Linked DNA regions of Mus musculus: region 1 is linked to region 2. The links are chromatin loops, found by intact Hi-C in ENCODE. Cell type or tissue: heart. All regions are shown on one strand. Links, peaks and the distances in the headings refer to the core of each region. The heading gives the core; the rest is flanking DNA.

Region 1 (8,335 bases), core at 261-8,260, 87 kb after region 2:
CACACTGAGCTCAGGAATGAGATTTTAAATATGATGAGAATGCAGGGGTAGAAAAGGGTGGCTTTGGAATGTGTAACTCAGAGTCTGATCTCTGGCACAGATGATAAATAATGTAAAAGTAAGTAAGATGGCAATGCAAGAAATGCTATTTATTATTATTTACTTATCTCTATAAAGCAAAAGGCACTTTATAACGTTCTATGTGTATTCTATGAAATATGATGTATACCCTCCCTGCCTAATGTATTTTGGTGACAATGATCTCTAGGGTTGGTAGGTGAACAAATGCATTTTGTATCATAGTGGAAAGTGTTTGTATGTTTCATCAGAAATAAATGATACATGGTTTATTGTACCATGTTGTTTTACATTACAGAACAAAACAAAACAAAACAACAACAACAACAAAAAAAACAAAAACAAAGAGGAAGACACCCTGCCTCAGGACGGCTCTGATTGCTTGCCCAGGGTTTTCCTTAGTCACTAAATCTACCATGCTTTCCTACCTGACTTATCACATCTAATTTTTCAAGTCCCCCCCTCAACCCTCCACTGACTTTGTCCGAAGACCTGGAACATATTTCTAAATCTGATGGGGTTTAGTGAAAAGAAAGAGTTGTTAGAAGAGATAGGAATTGAGTAAGTATTCAACGTATAACAAGGTCTGTGAGACTGGAAGGGATAAGAATGAGTACAAACAGAGCGGACCTTGCATGCAGAGCAAGGAGGGAGGAGCATGCAGAGTGTGTGGAAGCTCACAGCATCTGGAGTAGAAAGTGTGAGGCCAAGTGAGAGACTAGATAAGTAGGCTAAGCAGGGGTAGATCAAGAGCCCTCCACCCCTTGCCAGATTGTGGGGTTCATTGGTTTGTTTGTTGGTTTTGGTTTCCTGAGACAAGGTTTCTCTCTGTATATCCTTGGCTGTCCTGGAACTCACTCTAGACCAGGATGACCTTGAACTCATGGAGGTCTGCCTGTTTCTGCCTCCTGAGTGCTAGGTCTAAAGGTGTGTGCTGTCACTACCTGGCTCCTGGTTATGAGGCTTATTTTACAATGTTTACAGTATTGCCAGAGGGAAGCCTGCAAGCAAAGCAGTGTGCTCAGGATGAAGTTTTAGGTATGGAAACTTCATTTCCCTGATCTCTCTAGCCGGGACCACAGATGATAGTGATTCTGGGGATGGATTGGAGGTTTCCTTCCTGCCTTTATACAGGCAGTGCTGATAGAACCTTCGGGTTTCTGGAAATGGTCTAGGCACAGTAGGCAGGTAATGATGGACAAAGTCCCTGCTCTCGTAGGAAAAACAGACAAGCCCACCAGATATCGTTAGATAGAGAGGGACTATCCTAATGCAATGAGCAATGGTGGGCCAGGTGACAGGAGCAGGGTTGCAGCTCTCCCTGCCACCCCCACAACTTGTTGTGTTAGCTAGGAGCAGCTTCCTCCAACTGTCACATGCACTTCTGGAAGACCTCATCCCCACAGGAGCAACATTACATCATCATATACGGGATGTGTGGGAAAGGGCTTCCTTGAGCAGTCAACCACAGATGTAAAATCTCCACTAAACACTCCCTTCCTTTAGTCATTTTCTCTTGAACAATAGTCTTCTGTAGCCCGGTTAGTCTCCATATACAGCTGAGAATAACCTTGGTCTCCTGATCTCTTTCCTTCTCTTCCCGAGTGCTGGGTTTTCAGGCCTGCACCACCACATTGGTTACCTCTGTTCTTATGAGTTCTGTCTAAGCCTCATCGCAAGGTGAAGAGGTGAGAACAAACTTGGAATCTGTGTTAAATTCCCAAGACAGAGAAAAGGACATAGGGCAGAAGGACACATGTGTACCGTGCTGTGTAGCTACTTTCTTGGAACAGAAGCTCCTTGAGACTCAAAAGGTTCTAAACTGAGGCTCTTTATGTCTCAGACAGTGAACAACTCAGAAATCTCAGGAAGTCCCGCAAGCTTGCCAGATGCATGTATAAACTGTAAGGACTCCATGTCGTCCACAGATCTCCAGAGTTCCAAGCTCCATGAGTCATCACCTCCGCTGGATGATTCAGCTGCCTCTAAGCATGGTCCTGTAAGGAACCCATGTTCCTGTAAGTAGCTCCAGGAAACTCACTCACTGTGGAGCTAGAAATAGACTGAAACTACAGGGAGCAGGGAGAGGTCAGCACCGCACAGTCTTCTGGAGACGAGACACCATTGCAAGAGAATCTGTCGCAGGGGAGCCCTTCTGCTCTTGCCCCAACTGTCCTCTCTTAGACACATGACAGCAGTGCTGTGAGAGAACTTTTACATTTTTCCACATGAGGGCTGAGTAGCTGTTGCTTTCTTTATGAGAAATCTGTGATCATCATCATCTTCTCCTCCTCCTCCTCTTGCTCCTCTTCTTCCCTTCCCTTCCCTTCCTCCTCCTCTTTCTCCTCCTCCTGTTACTATTGTGCCATTTTTTTGGATAGAATTTTCTTCCAGTAGTGGCACAATTCTACATATTCAATGTCTGCACAGACATCAGCTAAAACTGATTATAACCCCTCCAACACACACACACACTCTCTCTCTTGCTCTCTCTCTTGCTCCCTCTCGCTCTCTCTCTTGTTCTCTCTCTCTTGTTCTCTCTCTCTTGTTCTCTCTCTCTTGTTCTCTCTGTCTCTTGTTCTCTCTCTCTCCCTCTCTCTCTCTCTCTCTCTCTCTCTCTCTCTCTCTCTCTCTCACACACACACACACACACACACAGGCACAACCTCTGGATTCATACAATGTCAATTGAGTGGAGGCAAGCAAGCCTCCTCCCATAACACTTTACCAACTCTGTTGTGTTTGAATGCTTCTGACTACAATCAAAACACAGCATCAGTTGAGCAGAGGCAGCAGCTAGACAGCTGCTCATTTGAGTGTGGTCAAGGACACTGACATCACTGTTTAATCATCTGTTTGCTCATCCTAGAAGAAAGGGAGATTGGTCACCACTGTACTTTGATTGTGTTCAACTCAATCACCATGTTCCAAAAATAACAGGTTGTTATCGTCAAATACTCAGTTATTTTCAGTTCCCCTCCACTTCAACATGCCACAGCTATAACTGAAGAGCACAAGAGCAAAGAGACCATGGCTAACGTGTTTGCTGGAACCACTCATTGTTCCGGCTGATCTACTCCTAGCATTTTCTTCCTATTTCTGGTGTTCATAAGGTTGTTGTTGTTTTTAAAGATTATTTTAGTTTATGTGTAAGGGTACTATCTTAGTTAGTCTTCTGTTGCTGTGATAAAACACCATGACTGAGGCAATTTAAAATGGGAAGTGTTTATTTGGTGCTTATAGTTTCAGAGGGTTTGAGTCCATGATCATCATCGCTGGGAGCATGGTAGGAGGCAGATAGGCATAGTGCTGGAGAAGTAGCTGGATGCTCATCTTGAGTCAGAACCATGAGGCACAGAGATATAACTGAATGGTGTGGGCTTTTAAAGACATTCAAGTCCATCTCCACTGACATACCTCCTTCAATAAAGCCACATTTCCAAATCCTTCCCAAACAGCTACACCAACTGGGATCAACTAATCAAATATATGAGCCAATGTGGGGGGGTATCATCATTAAAACCACCACTGATGTTTTGCCTACTTGTGTGTCTGTGTATCTCATGCATGCCTGGTGCCCATGGACGCCAAAAGAAAGCATTGGATACCCTCGAACTGGAGTTACAGACAGTTATGCGCTGATTACTAGGGATAGAGCCTCAGTTCTCTGGAAGAGTAGCCAGTGGACTTAGCCTTTGAAGCATTTCTTCAGCCCCCTAAAGATTAATTTTTTATTAATTATGTATATGTATGTGTAGGTGAGCACTAGTGTCCTCAGAGGCCAGAGGCATCAGATCCTCTGGGAGCTGGAGTTATTTGCAGGCAATTGTGATCTACCCAACATGGTTGCTGGGAACTGGTCCTCTGGAAGAGCAGTATGTGCTCTTAACCTCTGTGCAATCTGTCTAGTCTCAAAGTATAAAGTATACAGATTTTATATGTACAAAGGTCTTTAGGTATACATTTTATGTTCTTAAGAATGTGCACATATTTGTATTTAAACTTTGAGGCTTTCATGACCATCATTGGAGCAAGTTATTACATAGAGGATATAAACTTGCCAAGCCTCACTTTATGTAGCTGTGTCAGTGTAAAATGTTCTTATGCCCTCTGTGCTGTCCTTCCCTCTGTCTAGAGCTTGAAGACGCTCAAAGGAAGCTCTCACAGAAGAGAAGAGGCAGCTAAGGGGCCTGAGAGTGGGTGGATTCAAGGAGAGCATGACAGCTAGTACCCAGTAGCTGGGTGCTGTCACCAAAGGCAGAACTATGTGGATCTTAGGAGCTCTGGACATGTCCATGTGGACTAGCATATACCCTGGACTTTGCACAAGTGTGTAAAACATTAACTTAGTAAGACAAACCTTTCCTTAGAAAGGAAGTTTCCAGATTTCAAACCACTTGGCTTTTGATTCCACCTTTTCTCTCGATTTGAGTCAAAGCCGTGTTTATACTTTTCCCCTTAACACTGATGAGGGCTTCCCACTTTTCTCTGTAAGCTTTGTGTCTCACTAAACCCACTGTGTTTACTTTTAATTTATAGCAGCACGCTTGTATCAGACTCCCGGGAAATGGTCTGGTCTGCAGTTTTTGGAACTGTGACCTAGAAGGATGTATTGTTTTAGCTTAGAGAAACAAATGAATGTTTCTACCTGGCCTTGCTGAGGGCTTTCTGTGCTGGATTGAGGCTGACACCTGGGAGTCTCTCAGCTTGACTGGAAAGCCCCAGTGAGCCTTCCTTACGTTGTCTTCTGAGATCCCTTTCTGGAATTCTTTGCCAAACTTTTATTTATTTATTTATTTATTTATTTATTTATTTATTTATTTATTTAGACCTGTTGCAAACCAAGGGCTGAGGGGAGTGACTGGTTAATGTGACCTGCTTCAGACCACACTGTGACTCCACTTGGCTCCCCACAGGATTCATGCCAGCTTGGAAGATAAACAAAAACCCTGCCCATGCCTGAGAGTGTTACTTATGTGCACAGTGCAGACAGGCCTCATCCAGATTTCCTGAACCTTTGCCAGCCAGATTGACTCAGCTCTCCCAGTGATGCCCAGTTTCCTACCCATGTGGCATATGTGAGCATAAAAACACTACCTTGTTCTCTCAGAACAAGGTTAGCCCTAGACTAGTGTTCTGAACCTCCAGTCTTCCTGCTACACAATCAAAGTGCTCCCTGGATAAACTTTGATATGTAAGTTTTAAAAAATATTTTAAATGGCTCTGTGGTTAGGGGTGGGATTTCAGTTCCCAGGACTCCATGAAAGGAATCTCCCAGCTGCCTATAACTCCAGCTCCAATTCCCTTTTCTTGTCTCCTCACATACAAAAACACACACACACCACCACCACCACTACCACTACCACCACCACCATCACCACCACACGCACGCACATGCACACATACCTACACACATACCTACAAATAAATGAAAAATAAAATAAATACATTTTAAAAAGAGAAGTGTGATATCACGTATGCTACCCCCCTAAAGCTGGGTTCCCAGCTTGGAGCTTTACTGCCTTGCTTCAGAATGGTTCCTCAACATCAATTTGTTGAAGCAAAAAATCAAGAAGCAAGCTGTCAACCCACTAAGCAAGGGCTCTGCTCTAAGCTGGCTTACCCGTTTCCTGAACAGACTCAGCATTGCCCAGGCTGAGCCAGTGACTGGGCACACCTCCTGCAAGGCTTTGAGTAACTGTGTGGTTTAGAATTGCATCAATCCTGCGGACAAGCGTTGTTTCTTCAGACTTTCCAGAGACCGATCTAGACAGACAGCTGTCATTTCCTGAGGATGTGATTCATTCATACCCAGCTAAGGGTTGTGTTGCCCAGAGAACAGAGACTCTGAGAGACCAAAGTCACATCTCTGTGCCTTGTTCCAAGGCTGGCCATTGGAGTCTAATGATGCACCAAGAAAACTTGCTGTAGGGATAGAAATCCAGTCCCCAGCTGTCTCCCTTCTTGTTGAAGTCAATTTACTCTTTTTATTTTATCTATCTGTCCATCTGTCCATCCGTCCTTCCATCCATCCATCCATCCATCCATCCATCCATCCATCCATCCATCCACCCACCCACCCACCCACCCATCCATCCATCCATCCATCCATCCATCCATCCATCCATCCATTCATCCATCCACCCATTCATCCATATATCTACCTATCTTACTAAAAGCTTCTTCGGCCCTTGGCACATTGCTTGAACGACATTTCTTTTGCTTAGAAAGCATGCCAACTTTGTAAGGCACTTCCATGCCGCAGAGTTTCTTAATTCCTCAGCTTAGGAAGTTTGCTAGGAGCGTGTGCCTTGTGCTGACTTGCCCATTTCTATGCTTTTTGTGAGAATGTTTGATTCTACCCTAACCTGGACTCCAGCTTTATCTGTCAACTCACACAACTGCATCCTCTTCTCTCATATATTCATTTCCTTCTTTACATCTTCCACTAGTATGTTGCACATCAGTTATGTGCCAAATATTTGCTCAGTTATTCTATGATGTGGAGAAATTTTATTCACTATAATTCTGGACAGGAGTGAGAATGATAGGGGCTGGCCCCTAGCGGAGAAGCAGGTACTGGCCAACAGGCTGAAGTGACCCTCCTGATGTGTGTGGAATGGCTGCTTAAACTGGAGCTTCTGAAGATGGAGTATAAATTTAGGGCTCAATCTTTTTTTTTTTTTTTTTTTGAGATAGGGTTTCTCTGTATCGCCCTGGCTGTCCTAGAACTCACTTTGTAGAGCAGGCTGGTCTCAAATTCAGAAATCTGCCTGCCTCTGCCTCCCAAGTGCTGGGATTAAAGGCATGTGCCACCACCTCCCGGCGGGGCTCAGTCTTTAAGGAAGCAAAGTATGGGAACATGTTGTGCTGTGAAAATGCTCCTGAGGCAGGGGAACATTGGGAATAGTTTCGAGCCTGGGACTCTTTGGTTAGGGCTATATACACACCTATTTCCTAATAATAATAGACTTGGTAGCTTGAAATTCTTTTTTTTTTAATTTTTTATTAGATATTTTCTTCATTTACATTTCAAATGCTATCCCAAAAGTCCCCTATACCCCCACCCCCGCCCTAGCTTGAAATTCTTATCTGCACACACACCTCACTCTGAATAATGCACCTAGCAATCTAGCATCTAGATCCCACTTGTATCTAGATGAATACACATCCATCTCTGAATAGTGGAATAGATTTCTCCTCTCCTTAAACTCAGACAGAGTACATTCAATCACACTCTCCTCATGTCTGAATAGAAGACCAGAAAGGCATATCTGGCCTGAACTGGTTTTAGATCAACCAAAACCTTATGAAACAAAGCAAATCAGTGTCCTCAAGTGATAGTTATGGAGAAGCCCATTTATCACTCTATGTGTCTATGTGTAACTATGTGCACACATGATTAAAACCAGATGCATTGTGGGAAGAGAAACGTGTACTAGAGCTTAATCTATCAGGCAGAACAGGGAACCTCCAAATAAATGTGTTCCATCAGTAGCCAGCCCTTCACTCTTTTAGACTCCATAACAAGAGACCCCAGGAAGTAAACAGGTTATTGAGTGTCTTCAGCCTTGTGGTCTGCCGCTCTCCTGCTCTCTTAAATATTCTGATCTATTCTACAGCTTCATTTTGAATCAAGTTTCCTTGCTACTTTGCAAGTTGTGTGGGTTTTTATTCCATTCTTGGATTAGAGGCCAAGAACCCACAAACACCCAGCCCAGATTCTGACCACTGAATATTCCCACTCTCAAGGCTGTTATGAAAACTGAGAGGGGAGGGTTTTAGATCTATATTGGCCTAGATAGAAACCTTGTAAAGAAACAGACCCAGAGAGTAAGGTTCCTCAAGGATGCCATAGTTCTCACTGGGTAGCTATAGTAGTCATCCAAGATGGTGTCACTGGGAAGCTTGATCTAGGGTCCCCTACTCTGTGTCTTCTTCTTCTTTTTTTCCTATTATTCTCTTTATTTTAGATAGAACATATATAGCTCAGACTGGTATTGAAGTCACAGTGTAGCTGAGACTCTGTGTCTTCTTAGGGCAGAAGAATTGAGAACTTTTTTCCCTCTGGGTAGCAACAGGCCAGAGGATCATTGATTACACAATAACAAAACAAAAGAAAACAAACCTAGGGCTTTAGTGGCAGAGCAAAGCCTTGCTTTGGGGACACTGTGAGCCTGGACTTCAGCCTCCATCTGTCCCTGTATTAGTAATGGTGACTCTGACTTCAGTATGCATGTTTATTTACTTCACCGGT
Region 2 (8,335 bases), core at 129-8,128:
GATGCCACCTCCGTTTACAATGCACATGGACACGTGGTTCCAAAACATTTCATCTGGGTGTCTGAGGTTGTTGTTAATCTACAATAGTGGAAATTGAGTTACTTGGGTCTTCTTTCTTGGTATCATTTCCAGGAATCTGATTGCCTTTGCTGAGAAAACAAAGTATTCTTCCCCTACTCCCATGTGCCCAGAGATTTCCCAACTGCAACTAAAACTCATTGTATACATTATTAATCATAAACAGTTATTAGCCTATCATCTATTAGCCTTCAATCAAACAGAAGCAAAAGTATATTGTGACCAGACCCACGTCAGTCTTTTAGGACAGAGGACTCTTCACCGACTACTCAAACCTATCCCTCAGCTAGGGCACGTAGCAGAAGGCCCTCTCCGGCTGCTGTCAAGATTGCTCCAGGACAGCAGGGTGTTCCAGCCTGTTCACTATCTACTTTATGCCAGGTACTGGCAGTCAAATCAGGCTCATTCTTAACTTTTCTTTTACAAAACACATGTTCCGTTACAGCAAGTGAAAGCACATGCTTTTGTTTGTTTTGAGGCAGGGTCTCTCTATGTAGCTCTTGATGTCCTAGAGTTTGTTGTATAAGCCAGGCTGGCCTCAAATTTAGAGGAATCCACCAGTCAGTCTTTGCCTCCTGAACATTGGGATTAAAGGCATGTACCACTACATATAGCCTTAAACCTTTTATTTTTAGGTTTGTTTTATGTTGTAAGTGTATGAATATTTTGCCTGCATATATGTATGTTCACCACATGTGTGCCTGTGGCAGTCAGAAGAGGGCACCAGGTCCCCTGGAATTAGGGTTACACTGAGCCACTGTGAGGGCTGGGAATTGAACCCCAGTTCAAGTACTCATAAGCTCTGAGCCAACTCTACAGCCCCCAACTGCATTCTTTCTCATTTTAAAACAAGCACAAAAAGTAAAAGTTATATTTACCCCAACCCTTTTCATAGGGTAGCACCTTGTAGTGTTTCTGTCTAGATTTTTCTCTAGATGTTTCTGTCTGGTGGTTTCTCATTACTGATCTCATGATGCTCAAGAGCCAGCCTGGACCTCATGTTGGAAGGTCACAGTCTGCCCTAGAGACCTTGGCTTCACACAGCCCACAAAAGCCACTTTGGCTAGTTGGCCCCAGAAAAAATGTTCTTCACGAATGATTTTGCTATAGCCAGGGACTTTACCATAACTGTGTATTTTCCTTCTGTGCTTGGAAAAGAAGTACAAGTTATATAGGCTCATGTTCTTTAGAGCCAAGAGGACAAACCAGGGAAAACCTGCCCTGCCAAATGAGGTCCAAGCAGATGTACTATGCTAACATCTGGTGCACTTCCTGTCTTCAGATCATCTTACAGAAAGAAACACCTCAAATTTGGACATCTAAGAAAGACATATTTTAAAAGGGTTTTGTCTTTGTAGAGGAATAAAGTGATACTCTGCTAAGTGTTTTGGGCCTCCTTGCCAAGGTATTCGGTATGAAACCAGTCATGCTTCTGTCTGGGCACAAAATGTGCCAAAGTCCCTAATTCTGCCCCTTGTTGCATCTTCTCCCCATCTTCCTTTCCTCCCTCCCTAGACGCAGCCCCTGAAGACATCTCACCATGGCATCACAGATCAGGTTTCCCATGTTGCATTCCCTGAAGCGGCACGTCTGAGTGGAGCCATCCAGGTAGACGATCGTTCTCCCGAGTTCCTGGGTAGAATAATTATCTAATTTTATCCTCCATTGGTTAATGTCTGCTTTGATGGTCGCATCTAGAAAGAAAGGACATCAGAAAGGTGCAAGTGAGGGAGAGGAAGGCCTGTAATCCGGGCAGATCTCCTAGTGGGTGGGTTCTAGAGAAATGGAGTTTTGCCAGGCTTCCCTGCTGGAGCTTTGCGGTGCTCACATCTGTGCATTTTGGTTGTGGCTATAAAATCCCTTAGGAATGTTTATTTTGTTTGCTGACATTAATACCTGGGTGTATTTTGCCTTGAAGATGCTTTGAGCAGCTCAACATCAACACCTGGATGAGCCCCTGTGAGCCCACCTAGGATGGCACCATGGTCTTGCCATGAGGTTTGGCAGGCTGGACAGGTACAGAGGACCTGCTCAGGGTGTGGTTCCCAGCTTGCTTCCTCTCCAGCTGCTGAGAAGCCTAGGTTGTGAGCACAGACTCTCCTGTGCAGAGTAGGGCCTCACTGCCCATCCTTCTGAGCTGATGATGGTAAACAGCAAAGGGCTAGTAGAAGAGATCGTGACAGTGGGCCCATGCAGCATATGAAAACAGATGGCATAACAATATTCTTTTATTCTGAGTCTCAAAAAAACAAGGTACTTCTTGACAGACATGGGGGTACAATATACCCCCAGCCTAGGCTATATGTGGAGAGGCTGCCTCAAAACAAACAAACAAACAAAAACAGAAAAAAAGCAGTATTTGCTTGTTTCATGAATGAAGACGCTGAGGCCCATACCACACTGTCACTGCCTCTTGTTAGGTGGTCCAGATTTTGAGTGCTACTCTGTCCTATTTGAATTCCTTGTTTTGGTTCTCTTCTCTAGATAGGAGCTGATTGTGGCTTCTGCCCCACAGGACTAAGCTTTTGCAAAGCAAAAGAAGCTGTAGTGCACTGAGCAGACTTGGAAAAAAAAACCATGAGGGTTTGAGAGTGTGGCATTTCTTTATGAGCAAAGAGTAAATGCAAGGGGGAGGCTAAATTCTTCACAAGTGTCACTCACAGTCATTTCCTGAAACAAAACAAACAGAAGAGGGTGGAAGATGTAGCCACCTCTCCCCAGATCTCACCTTCAGGAATGCTGCTGTTGAGAAGAATGGGATTTCCATAGGAAGTGATAACATTGCCTTTATCATCAAACTCAACCTTCAGGTAGCCCAGGTATTTGCCAAAGGCATAGGCCTGGACCACAGGCACCTGCCGTCCATCATCTGCGGTGACTATGAATGGGTACTTCCCCGCAGGCACTTCTTTGGAAGGTGGATTTCCTGAAATAAAAGAAGCAAATTTGATCAGGTCCGCCTTTGCATATGGCAGGCCACTGGCTGAATGACAGCAGATTTTGACTTGGAGATTCACCATCTGCTGCTGTACATGGCTGGTCTTTCAGAGCCCTGTGGGACATTTGTCACTGACTCCAAATGCCCTTTTGGCACATAAGTCCTGCCATTCTCTACTCAGTGGGCATTTACTAAGCTGTTTCTAAGTCTGGGGCATTGTGCCTGGTAGTCTGATGTGGGTCAAACAGAAATAGAACACTGCCAAGATTATCTCTCTTTCATGCAGACTCACTCTCTCTTCCCCCTGGCTGAATGAAAACTAAGCCATTTTGATGTATTTCTGTTTCTGGATAAAACTCTTCTGCCTCTGCTTCCCAAGGGCTAAGATTACAGGTGTGCTACAATACCTGCTAAGCAATATAGGAAGGGAACTCAAGTGAGTGAATTAACAGTTCTCATTCTACGGGGTTGTCCAGACAATTCAGTGTCTTTAGATCCTCAGTGTGTGCCGGCCAGGCATAGTAGGTACACCATTTGTACTGCATGCCTCTTCCCCTTATAAGACGAAGGCATCCTCTAGAAACCTTGCACACACACTCATGGGCCTATAGTTGTTAATGAGGACCAAGGAGGGATGACTGAGCTGTTCCTAGGGTGACCGTGCTTTCTCAGGCAGGGACAGGCTTGCCCTTCACTGCAGGGGATAAGATGTGTAGGGAAGCCTCTACCTTGCTTTGCCAAGACATCCTCTTCTGGGCAGTGTTTGGAAAGCTGCAATTCCCCTAGCTGTCCATAGCGTGGCAGAGAATACCCCAGCCAAGTGGAAAAAAGATTAACAAATTGCAGAAATCTGGCATTCGGCACTTTCTTGGAAATTAAAGGGAGTGGCAAGCCAGACTTCTAGCCTTGGGTCTTTTTATTTTTTTATTTTTATTTTTTTTTCCTTCCTTCCACGGCAATAGCTTAAACAGAATGTTAGAAGTTAGGAACCTGCCATCCCTGTCAGATGCCCCAATTAGCTCAGCATGCACTCTGGCAGGGAGCACCTACTCTCTAGTTCAAAAAGGTCTTGATGTTCCTTTTCTGAGAACAAAAGATACATCAAGGTTATCTCACAAAGACCTAGTCAGGAACAGCAGCTTCCTTTGTGGCTGAGGTAAAAGTGGGTCTGGCTGCTAATCTCCTCCCCCACCCAGGCTGAGTTCCCATCACCCCCCTCCCCCCACTCACTCCCCATACATTTGGCAACCCCATAAAACCACCAGCGGGGGGGGGGGGGGGGGGGGGACAATCCAGACCTTCACATTTTCCACACTGTTCCTTGCTTTCCAGCCAAAGAACTAAACATTTATTACTTTCTGCTGTACTGAGTTATTTTTCTTGGACATGTATTTCCAAGCCTACTTCTGCTCAGATTTTTACCTCTCTTAATCCCCATGATTTTATTTATTTATTTATTTAGAGGAAGCTACACCACTATCACTTTTTGTTAATGCAAGCTTGGGCTCAAAGAGATGATGTAAATAAACTGTTAGTACTGACTGAACCAGGGAACAGACTGAGCCTGGAAGAGTATCAAGCCCTTTTCACAATCTCAAGCCAGATTCCAGTGAAAGAAAAATGAATTCCTGCACGTAAAGACCTCCAACCAGCAGAGCTAAGGCAGCACAAGCTTCCAGCCTGTGAGAAGCTCAGTACTAGGGGCCCGGGGCCCGTGAGTTCTCAGGAGTTGACCAACTTCCCTTATAACAACTCTACTTGGGATTGGATCCCAACTTCAGAGCTGGGCTTTTCAATAGACTCGTTTCATCTTGGAAAGCAACCATTTGAAGACTAGCTTCCACGAACTACTGCTGTGTGCGTGCAAAATGTGGCTTTGCTCTAAAGGACGCGGTGCTGAAGCTGAGCCGGGCAGAGCCTATGTAAAAGGACGAGATCAAGTGGTCACTGGGATGAGGAAAGTCCTTGTCTGACCCAAGAAACACCCAGAGAGATCACTGCCAAGGCCACTGGTCAGACCTCTGCCCTTTGGCTGGTTCTCCAGTGTACACAGGAAACCCTGAATGTCACCAGTTCTTATCAAGCGCCTGGAAACAGTTCCTTGGAGAGTGACTCTCTGTCCTGTGCATGTGACAAATGTTAGGGTTGTTTTGGAAAGGCACGATTATCCAAAGCCCAGCTTTCTTTTCGTGGGGCTTGTGTATGTATGCGTGCGTGCGTGCGTGCGTGCGTGTGTGTGCTGGGGCAGAGGGTTAGGGGGTCTCAGTGTTTATTTCTGGATGGTCACTATATTGTAGACCAGGCTGGCCTCGGACAGTTGCCTGCTTCTGCTTCCCAAGTTCTGGGATTAAAAGTGTTTATCACTATGCTTGGCCCTGTTTTTTTTTTTTTTTTTTTTTTTTGTTTTTTTGTTTTTTTGTTTCTGCTTCTACCTCTCAGGTGCTTGAATTACTGGCCTGTGCCACATCCGCCTTGAAACCTATCTTTTAAAACTGTGGGTCATGACCCACAGTCATAAGGGAGAGTATTGTGACTGAATGGCAGGCTACTGATCATACAGTGACCAAACACCCTACCCCTGCCCGGGATGGATTTTCATCTCAGAGTAATTACCACACACTGCATCTTTTTTCTTTTTCTTTTTCCTTTTTTTTTTTTTTTTTTTTTTTTTTGAGACAGGGTTTCTCTGTATAGCCCTGGCTGTCCTGGAACTTAAGACTTCACGGTAGCCTTGGTTCTGAGCACATATGTGCACTTCGCGCTGCACATGTGTGGTCACACTGGCAGTGACAGTATTGATCAACTCTGAAAAAGCACTGAAGATGCTGAAGTATCAAATATTCAGCTAAGACTTAAGTTTCTACATAAAAATAAGCAAATCTATCTTACTAATATGCAAATTTACTTTTGTCTAAGATAAATGGTAAAAATATATACATACCAACTAATTACCTTAAAATAAGTTTCTTGCGTTGGTGAGATGGCCCAGTGGGGAGAATGCTTGAGATACAAGCCAGAGTTCTATCCCAGGAGCCCACAGTAGAGAGAGAACCAGCTCTCAAGCTAGATGTGGTGGCACGTGCCTGAAACCCCAGCATCCAGGAGATGGAAGCACAAGGACACAAGTTCAAAGTCATCCTTGGCAATCTAGCAACTTCTAGGCCAGGTATAGAACCTGATCTTTAAAAAGGTGCGGCAGGGAGCACATACCACACTGACTGAAAGGACTACGGGTAGTGGCTTCTCTCTTTCCTTGTTACTCTAATACAGCAGTGAGTCTTCTAACCCTGTCCTAGGTAAAGAACACATAGCAGTTTTAGTTCAGCTGCTCTATAATTTATTTTGTGAATTCCCACAAATTTTAATTCTGTAGTCTTAACATAATTGCTGTTCCTTAAATATATGGATAATGTGAAGTTCATACTTAGTAAATGTGTGCTTAGGTCTAGAATCAATCATACTGGAAATAAAGTAATTTGTTTTTAAAATCTGACCAGTCAAATATTTTAAAAGAGTTGTATAAACTCCAGCTTACTGGTGCACGCCTTTAATGATAGCACTTGGGAGGCAGAGGCAGGTGGATCTGAAGACAGAGGTGTGTCTGAAGCCAGCCTGGTCCACACAGCGAGACACTGCCTCAAAAAAAAAAAATTCTGTACTTAGTAACATCCATTTAGCAATACTGCACACCCGCGCCGCATGTGTTAGCCACCCAGGCTAACAAGAGAAGAATATGAAAGCAGCCAGACTGGTCAGGATACGTGAAGTTTCAGCACTTCTGAAGGCTGGCTTCAAAAGAAACACACAGTGAGGAAGCTCTAGGAACTAGAAGGGTCCAAGAGTGGGATGGGACATGGGGGCCCAAGAGTGGAGTTCTGAAGCTGTCTGCCAAGGACCAAGTCTCAGCCTTGTCTGAGAAGTGAAGTGGCTGAGGTGGAGTGGAGGTGACACTCATTCAGGGTATTGGAGAAGGATTCTGTGAGCCCAGGGTACTGGATCTGTTGTCCACACAGACGCACTTCCTCACAGGATGACAGCAGGAGCTGGTGTGCAGACACAGATAGGAAATTGGGTACTGACCACTTGGTGATATGGGAGGGTGCTGGGAAGCTATTGGTACAGTGGTAAGATAGGGGCAGGTGGTATGAGCCCCACACTTTACCGTAGTAGTAGCTTGCAGACATTATATGTTGTTCTCCCAAAAAAAAAAAAAAAAAAAAAAAAAAAAAGGAAAGAGAGGGGAAAAAAAACTTCTTAAAATCTCAAAGAGTAACTAGTTAATTTCCATGCATGTTTGTCTTTCTAGGAAGCAGTATGTCAGAAAGGAAGAGGTCACACATTCCCAGGACTGAGCCCTTTACTGAACTGCAGATTAGAAACTGATATCCGCTCTTATCCAAGAGAAGAACCAAATGTCCAGTCCAGCTATTGACAGGCAGACAGGGCAGTCCCTTGTCATGCCTGCTGCAGGCTCCGACTTGAACTACTTTCCTACTTTTTATCATAGACCATTTTTTGTGACTCTGGGGTGTAACTCCTTCAGAGGCAGCATTTGCCTCTTGGGCCTCCTTCCTGCAGCTCTTACACTTTGCAAGCCTGACTGGGAAGGCTTCTGCTCTTTGAGTGTGACATCCAGCCATGCCAGGGTTAGTGGAAAGAACCTGGACAGAGTTCCTCCACTGGTGGGGTATCATGCACTAGTAGTTATGCTACACTTAACTTGGAGGTTTTTAGAATGTGGGTTACAAATAAACAACAAACAAGACAAGAAGGGAACTAATTTAGTGGGCAGTAATACACACAAAAGACTAAATAAAAGACCAGAGTCTATCAGGTGCTATTCAGGTGCTTCAGGGACGTTTTCCTTTGGGCTGTGTGCATGTCACATGCTGAGACATTTCTTAAACTTTAAATTTCTAGCTGAGCATGATGGCTCATGCCACTATTCCCAGCTCTACAGAGGCTTACATAGAAAGACTGCCATGATTTGAGTCTAGCCTGGGCTACAGAGTAAATTCCAGATCAGACAATAAGATCTGGACTTAAAACACAAAAGGATGTATGCTTCCACAAGCTGTGTTCTTTTTACTACATTTACTATGTAATGTTTAACAGACTTAATTTAGCTTCTTGGTAATTTCTTTTCTTTTCTTTTCTTTTCTTTTCTTTTCTTTTCTTTTCTTTTCTTTTCTTCTCTTCTCTTCTCTTCTCTTCTCTTTTCTTCCTTTCCTTTCCTTTCTTCTCTCTCTCTCTCTCTCTCTCTCTCTCTCTCTCTCTCTCTCTCTCTCTCTCTCTTGTTGCTTCTTGGTAATTTCATAA

The links. Hi-C counts contacts between places; a loop is a spot of excess contacts. Peaks named below come from ENCODE experiments on the same cell type or tissue, not always from the same donor. Only the 100,000 strongest peaks of a DNase experiment are listed, where the experiment ranks them.
Region 1: a loop joins it to region 2, with 2.4 times the contacts of the local background. A loop is called at or near these places in 4 of 42 quality-filtered maps.

The regions. Positions count from the first base shown.
Region 1 is chr9:88,270,948-88,279,282 of GRCm38, reverse strand. It overlaps the pseudogene Gm5066. Among named protein-coding and RNA genes, the nearest start is that of Gm28231, 15 kb to the right of the region's middle. In heart, for the core only: no CTCF peak of the experiment used is centred there; a DNase peak (open chromatin) is centred at 5,102; H3K27ac peaks cover 922 bases.
Region 2 is chr9:88,358,105-88,366,439 of GRCm38, reverse strand. It overlaps Nt5e (5' nucleotidase, ecto), which reads right to left. Exons shown (of 9, transcript NM_011851.4): 4 at 2,807-3,004; 5 at 1,618-1,772; 6 at 1-78. Among named protein-coding and RNA genes, the nearest start is that of Nt5e, 35 kb to the right of the region's middle. In heart, for the core only: a CTCF peak has its summit at 3,823; a DNase peak (open chromatin) is centred at 5,039; H3K27ac peaks cover 252 bases.